3 separate regions of the Homo sapiens genome follow, and all the other regions are linked to region 2. Evidence: chromatin loops called from intact Hi-C (ENCODE). Cell type or tissue: CD4-positive, alpha-beta T cell. All regions are shown on one strand.

The links. A loop is a pair of places that touch in the nucleus more often than their neighbours do. Peaks named below come from ENCODE experiments on the same cell type or tissue, not always from the same donor. Only the 100,000 strongest peaks of a DNase experiment are listed, where the experiment ranks them.
Region 1: a loop joins it to region 2, with 3 times the contacts of the local background. A loop is called at or near these places in 3 of 110 quality-filtered maps.
Region 3: a loop joins it to region 2, with 4 times the contacts of the local background. A loop is called at or near these places in 4 of 110 quality-filtered maps.

What each region holds. Positions count from the first base shown.
Region 1 is chr11:14,299,625-14,302,124 of GRCh38, forward strand. All of the region lies in intron 1 of RRAS2 (RAS related 2), which reads right to left. Among named protein-coding and RNA genes, the nearest start is that of RRAS2, 58 kb to the right of the region's middle. In CD4-positive, alpha-beta T cell, a CTCF peak has its summit at 1,281; a DNase peak (open chromatin) is centred at 1,267.
Region 2 is chr11:15,073,539-15,076,038 of GRCh38, forward strand. CALCB (calcitonin related polypeptide beta) reads left to right here and starts at 55. Exons shown (of 5, transcript NM_000728.4): 1 at 55-125; 2 at 1,172-1,266; 3 at 1,523-1,660. The coding sequence starts at 1,181. RefSeq lists an enhancer at 957-1,458 and a silencer at 1,501-1,550. In CD4-positive, alpha-beta T cell, CTCF peaks have their summits at 1,548 (motif pointing left) and 1,748; DNase peaks (open chromatin) are centred at 383, 1,203 and 1,563; H3K4me3 peaks cover 1,693 bases; H3K27me3 peaks cover 684 bases.
Region 3 is chr11:13,771,453-13,773,952 of GRCh38, forward strand. No RefSeq gene overlaps it. Among named protein-coding and RNA genes, the nearest start is that of LINC02548, 12 kb to the right of the region's middle. In CD4-positive, alpha-beta T cell, CTCF peaks have their summits at 1,191 (motif pointing right) and 1,392; a DNase peak (open chromatin) is centred at 1,209.

The sequences.
Region 1 (2,500 bases), 770 kb before region 2:
TCCTTGCTCTCTTGATTTCACTCACTCATTTGTTCAGTGATCATGTATGAAGCACCTACTAAGTACTCCATAAAGATACTCCATAAAGACAAGGTCTCTATCTTCAGAGTCCAGTGCCTTTTATACAACCACCAGTAGTTGAGGTATTACTGGGGGCAAGAGAAGGATTGGGGCATTTTAAGTCTATACCCAAGCCAAAAAACAAACAGCATGAAGTGCCAATACCATGCTTGTTCAGAAGGCAAGAGAAGTTAGACAGTTAATACTACAGTTATGTACAGAACTATGTATGCGTTCACTTATCAACACAGCCTCAGCAATTTGCCAGAAAAGAAAACAGTCTCTCTCCTGAAATTATAAAAAGTTACCAACCACAGCCCAGAAAGGATGTTCTGTAGCAGAAAGAGAAAAAAAGAGGAAAAAAAAGCAAGCACAGTATTGCACTGAGCTAGACAGTAAAGGTTCAGGCAAGGATAGGGAAGAAGGGTGGACCCAAGGGCTCAAAAGAGTACACTGAGGGGAAAGGAAGGGTGGAGGATGGAGAGAGCACATGTTTCCTGATAGACATGAAAGGATGTGTGCAGAAGAATCCTAGTCAAAAGACAAGGAATACCCTCCCATTCAAAGGGCAGCATGCCTTCCCGGTAGTATGGATGGGCAAATGAACTTCAGTTTCTTTAACATTGTCAGGAGATGTGGAGAAACATTTAGGATTAGGGAAGCTATCACATTCAGACAGAGATAAAATCGGGTCTGGCAAGCCTGGGCAACCCCCATCTCTACAAAAAATAAATTAGCCAGGCATGGTGGCACGCGCCTATAGTCCCAGCTACTCAGGAGGCTGAGGCAGGAGACTGAGGTCAGGGGATTGCTTGAGCCCAGAAAGATGAGGTTGCAGTGAGCCATGATGGCACCACTGCACTCCAGCCTGAGCAACAAAGCAAGACCCTGTTTCCACCCCCGCCTCAAAAAAAATTGATCTGGGTAAGTTTGTCAGAAGCCCCTAATAATGCCAAAGTATAATATTATGCTGGGATAAGCAGGATAATCCTGCTTACATGCCACTAGATTGCATAACAGGAGCTCGGGCTGGCCTCCTAAGGAGAACTGCCAACTCAGTATCTCCCCATTCAAAGAAGCCACGTTAAGGAGGAAAAGAAGAAGGAAGGAGAGAAAAAGGGGTGAGTTGCCCTTCCGCCTTCAGTGGTAAGGAGTGACAACACACTTTCTTCTGACACCAAGCTATTGGTGAAAGTGTAGTTCCCAAACACTGCCACAGAGTGGTGCCTGGTCTACACCCTGGGACTGGTAATTTACTGGAAATTCTAGGAAACTCAGTGAATCCAGCACACTGGTTAAGTCTACCACCCTTGCATAGAAAAAGGATAGGCTAGCTCTAAGGTACCACTGGGGAGTTGTAAACAAATGGAGGGCAGTTCTGAGCACAGCATCATTCTCAGGAAAGTCGTAGGAGTTCTCTAAAACCATAGGGTATAGAAAGGGGAAGGGAAAAGGAAAGGAGAGAACGGAAACAATAAACAAGTGTAGGAAAACCCTGAAAAATACTGAATCTGGGCAACGTGTATATGGTTGTAGGTTCTCTGGACTTTTGTATATATTTGACAGTTTTCATATTAAAATTAATTTTTTCTAAATCTGGTGGTAGCACATAAGGAAAGAGACAGTGATCCTTTTTTAACCCTGAGCTTTCACCTCATTCTACTCAAGACTACACATCATGTAGAAGGCTGATGTTTTTTCTTGCTCAGAATATTTTCCAGGTTTTTTTCTCTTTTCCCCCTCCCTCTTTTCTCCCTTCCTCCTTTTCTCTCAACACCACATATATCTTATCTACTTCGTCTTTTATTTTTTACTTTTATTGTCCATTTCTTCCCCGACCGAACTAGAAAGGAACTCCATGAGGGCAGGGACTTTGTCAGAGAAGTAAAGTGACCTGCTTAGTGCTTAAACATCAAATAACTTTGCTAATCTGCCTCTCTGAAAGTAAAACACACTCACACTCATCTTCCATTCCTGCTTCCACTGATCCCATCGAAAGTGACATATCCATAGGCCAGGCATGGTGGCTCAGGCCTATAATCCCAGCACTTTGGGAGGCCGAGGCAAGTGGATCACCTGAGGTCAGGAGTTCGAGACCAGCCTGGCCAACATGGTGAAACCCCGTGTCTACTAAAAATATAAAAATTAGCTGGGCGTGATAGCGGGCACCTGTAGTCCCAGCTATTCAGGAGGCTAAGAAAGGCAGGAGAATCGCTTGAACCCAGGTGGCAGAGGTTGCAGTAAGCCAAGATCATGCCACTGCACTCCAGCCTGGGCAACAGAGCGAGACTCTTTCAAAAATTAAAATAAATAAATAAAATTCATAAAATTTCAAATTTCTCATTCCCTTATTGGCCTATAAAACAAGGAGTAAATGTACCACACACATACACACACACACACACACACACACACACACACACACACCAAAAACCAAGAC
Region 2 (2,500 bases):
ACCCCCCCCCTCCAGCTATCTCTGTAATAAGAGCGGGGTCTCCGCGGGGAAGGCGCCCACAGCAGGTGTGGTGTTCATCCCGGGTCGACCGGCCGCTCGCGCTGCCCTGAAACTCTAGTCGCCAGGTGAGGAACTTCCCATTCCCCATTCCGCTCACTCGAATAACCTGCTTCTTCGACTAGTTCATCCAGTTTGCTCCATCTGCCTGTCTGCCTCTCCGCCGCCATCTGGTCCTACCTTACAGCGGTGGTCCTAGCTCTCTTCCAGGCCCCGTAGAAGGCGAGCGGTTAGGGTTGTCCTGGCAGTTTCTCCTACCAGTGCGAGAGGAGCCCAAGCATCCCCATGGCTCAGCGTGGGCGCTGGAAGCGCAGCGAGCGGAGGTAGGCGGGTCTGCAGCCCTGGCGTTGGGGCCTGGCTGAGCGCAGGATTCTGCAGAGTTGGGTCCGGGAGCGCCCTGCGCCGTCTTTGTCCTTCGGGAGCATGTTTCGTTCCCGGGAGGTCGGAACCCTGAGCTTTCCTCTGAGGCGCCTCCCTGGTGAGCCTTCCCGGGATTCCGGTCCGGATCTAAGGCAGTGTTGTTAGCGGACTAGAACCCTGGGCGCTCACCTCGCGGAGCTGCTGCTCAGCATCTGCTGCTAAAACGCGCTCCGGCAGAGGGCTGGCTTTGCGGGCGAGTCCTGAGACACCCGTAACTGGCACGTTAAAAATTTTTCCCAGTTCCAAGACTGAGAAATGAGCGCTCCTTTCCAATCCACCCTTCCCACCTTCCCCTCGCATGCGTTGGCGCGAAGCCCAGCAGAGGAGAAGGCGAGAAGGGGAGAGCAGGTCTACAGCAAGGTGCGTCCACGCCTGGTTTAGGCATAAATCAGGGCAGAAGTGTCTGTTTGTGTGCACGGGCGCGTGTGGCTTCTCCCTGGCCTTCAACAAAACAGAACCAAAATTCATCCTTTCTCTCCACCCTTCCCCTAGGACACCTTTTTCCGCTCTATCAAGCCATTCACTCACTGCAATGTGTCTCTTGAGATTCACAGCAGCCCTTCCTGCAAATGAAGGGAACAGAGGCTCAGGCAGCTGAAGTAACGTGCCTAAGGTCACATGGCAGTTGTGGCAGAGGCAGGACTGGAACCTAGATCTGTGCTGGTGCAGTAGTAACGTCATCCTTCCTTTACAGAGAGGCGGCATGGGTTTCCGGAAGTTCTCCCCCTTCCTGGCTCTCAGTATCTTGGTCCTGTACCAGGCGGGCAGCCTCCAGGCGGCGCCATTCAGGTGAGACAGCCTGGAGCCAGAGGCGCCTTCTGCTCCCACTGCCCCTAGGACCAGACAGCTCTGTGCCTCTGAAGTCACGCGTGGCTCCTGGTGAATCAGTGCCCACAGGTGGACCCTGGCCTCATGCCCGTCCCCTGGGAGTCGCGGTGGCCACATCCCCAGGGGAAGAAGCAGAGACCAGGAAGCCTGGCTGCCTATCCTGGGGAGGGTCAGTCAGGGGCTCACAGCCTGCAAGGAGTTTGCTTCCCTTCCACAGGTCTGCCCTGGAGAGCAGCCCAGACCCGGCCACACTCAGTAAAGAGGACGCGCGCCTCCTGCTGGCTGCACTGGTGCAGGACTATGTGCAGATGAAGGCCAGTGAGCTGAAGCAGGAGCAGGAGACACAGGGCTCCAGGTGAGGTTCCCCAAGCGCCCAGCACAGGGACTCCTCTCCCCGCAGCATACACAGGAAGGTGGATCCCAAGAGGCAGGAGAGAACACACTGGCAAGGGGTCCAGCAAGCTGATTTGTCCAGCAGGCTCCCTTTCTCAAGTTCCAAGGGAGACAGAGGTCCCAGTGCACCTGGAGGGACTGTGTGTGGTTAGACACAATAAAAAGCTCCGTTTCTGAAAGCTGTTAGAACATAGATGTAGAAGCTTTTTCTAGACATAGAAAAAACTCAATTTGTGAAAACTGATAGAAAATGAAATGGGGAGGTGTGGAATCGTTCACTGTGGAAATTGCTCTTGCAGTACTGGGAGATCTCCTAGCATTGGATGAGTTAAGACTGGTAAGGGTGAAGTCAGGAATAGACCCAATATCTCAGAAAGTTTTAGAAATTTCACATGTGCATGCCATTCTTTCATACCTGCAAGAAGCCTTCATTTCACATTTGCAAGGTGAAGATGAAGCCCTTGCAGGGGGTGGGGACAGAGCAGTGTCTGAGGTAGGTTTGAGCCTTTAGATGTGCAAGCTCTGTGGAGATGTGCATGTTGTCATGAGGCCAGGGAGAGCACCGTTTCCCAGACCCACATCCTTGTGCATGTTGAGCCTGAGCAGAGACCAACCCCTGGCCTGCTCCCAGCACTGCTGGGCAGAGGCATGTGTCACACCTACATTCACCCCGAGAACCTCTCTGTTGAGCATGAAGGGCTGAACATCATGGGAATACCAGAAAAGATCATCCTTCCTCATTCAGCCCTTCTCTACACTGCCCTGGCCCACTGACCCTCTCACCTCTCCTAATGGAGTGTGT
Region 3 (2,500 bases), 1.3 Mb before region 2:
GGGCTCAGTTCTCCCTGATCCTGTGCAGTTTTTTTCCTTATTTTCATGACTCAGAAGACTATGAGTTCTCTTATATTGCCTTTCATCAAATTACCCAACCTTTCTTTCTTTTTCTTCTTTTTTGAGACAGTCTCGCTCTGTCACCCAGGATGGAGTGCAGTGGCACGATCTCAGCTCACTGCAACCTCCGCCTCCTGGGTTCAAGTGATTCTCCTGCCTCAGCCTCCAGAGTAGCTGATACAGGCTTGCACCACCACGCCTGGCTAATTTTTGTATTTTCAGTAGAGATGGGGTTTCAGCATGTTGGCCAGGCTGGTCTTGAACTCCTGACCTCAAGAGATCTGCCTGCCTCAGCTTTCCAAAGTGCTAGGATTACAGGCGTGAGCCACCATGCCTGGCCTTTCTTCTTTTTTAAGGCAAAGTCCTTTATTTCATGTAGAATTTATTTATTAAGCACTGAGTGAGCATACTCTTTAAACTGTGCTGGTATTTTAATTAAGATGTTATTACCTTTGTTAATGTTCTGGTTGCAAAGCTGCATATGTTTTGAATTGTCTGCCTCAATCCTATTTTCCCTACAAGTCTTAATTATTTTTAGTTTGCAATTTTATAGAAAGGATGTTTCTCTTTTCCCATCAGAAATATACATATTTGATTACTGCAGAAGTACCTGCATTTTCTTTATAGGCAGAGTGATAGCCATAGATGTGCTGACTCTGGACCAGGTTGCTTTGATTTTCAATCATTTCTTTGCTTTTATAGAGTATCGATAAAGTTCAACCTGACTTCTTATAACTTTCTTGTCTAATATTTAAATATAAAGAACACATACCTGATTCCCAGGTCCTACGCTAAACCCAGAAGCCTGTCTGGAATCCTGAATCAGATTTTCAACCTGGGAGACCTAGCACATGCCATGCCTCTCAGCATCCAGGAGGGGCCTTTAAGCAACACCATGTACACCAACAAGGCAGCATAAGCAGGTGCTACACACTGTAAAGGAGGCGGGATGCAAGCAGCTGGAAAATCATGGTACAAAAAAAAACACCCAATGTCTGCAAATTGGGTAACTCTCATTAGCCCTAAAAAGCTCATTTTCATGGTTAACTAGTTAAGCAGCTGATTAAAGGCACAAGACTATTTAGGCACCTGCTTATTTGTTCATTTTCTTTTAAACTTTGGACAGGAGATGGCGCTCTTGAATGTAATTTGGCAGAGGATCACTCAGCATTAGCGCTACAAGGACAAATTCAGCACCTGCAAATACTTCCTTCTTAAACTGAGAAAATGATTTGGATTTTCTGAGGGGGAGAAGAATGCAATTTTAAAACCAGCTAGAAGTTGAGTGGCTAAGAACATAATAGCACCACCTGTCATTTTTAATTTGGATTTAAAAATTCAATTAATGCTGATTAGTGGTGGGGACAGGTGCAGCCCCAATGCTGTGATGTTAAACGAGGAAGTAATAATATTTTGAAGTTGAAAAAGTCATTTGAGGAGGAACCAGTTTTAGAGCTTACCATAATAGAATAAAGACAGGTTGGTACACTGGAGTGTGGTAGACCTGGATTTAAATCTTGGAGACAAATGCCAAATATATCAGCTTACACCTTCCAGATGTGCCTTAGCAGGTTATCTGAGCCCCTTATAAAGCCACTATGCCCAGAACTGAGTAATGAGGGAGGAGGTCTTAAAAACCAAAGAATTTACATCTTCAAATACTGCGTTTTAGCAGTTTCCACCTGTATTTGAAGAGCTAGTTCTAGAATGCGGTGGCTTGAGGTCTGAATCTTACATGGAGATGTCGGGGCCAAGAGAGTGGAATCCTAAAATAGAATTATAGCAAACACTTATTGATGGCTCACGGCATGCCAAGCTCCACAGGAGGTGCTCTGAATGTGTTCTCTTTTTTAATCTTTATAGCAACATCAGGAGGTGGTTACTTTTATTATCCTGTTTTACAGATGAGGTAACAGAGGCTTAAAAGGGCTAAATTACATGCCCAAGGTCAGAGAGGTAGTAAATATTAGAGCTAATAAATTATTCATCTGGTTGTAGAACCCACACCATTAATTACTATGCTGTACTTAAAACCTTCTGAGGGCTTTCGAAGCCATGGAATAAAGGCCAGACCCCTTAGCCTGACACTCAAGGTCTTTTATGAATCAATTTCAAGCAAGAGTAGATCAGAGAAATGGCAGTGCTATTATCTGAGGCCATGCTAAGGCAGTGACCACTGATCATCATTACCAAAATTGTTCTGGAGCAGGCACCCACAATATGTGAATGTTTATTCATAATTTACAGGTCCTATTGTCAATCCATACATTAAAAATTATTAGACCTTAATTTATTTCTAATTTTAAATAAATTAGATAAATAAATAAATAAATAATGTCTAATAGTTCCCTCCTTCACTCCATCAAAGGTCTTTCTTATCTGTTGCTGTGTACACTCTGGAAATCATTGGTTTAAGGTAAGGCCAGCTCTATCTAGTTCT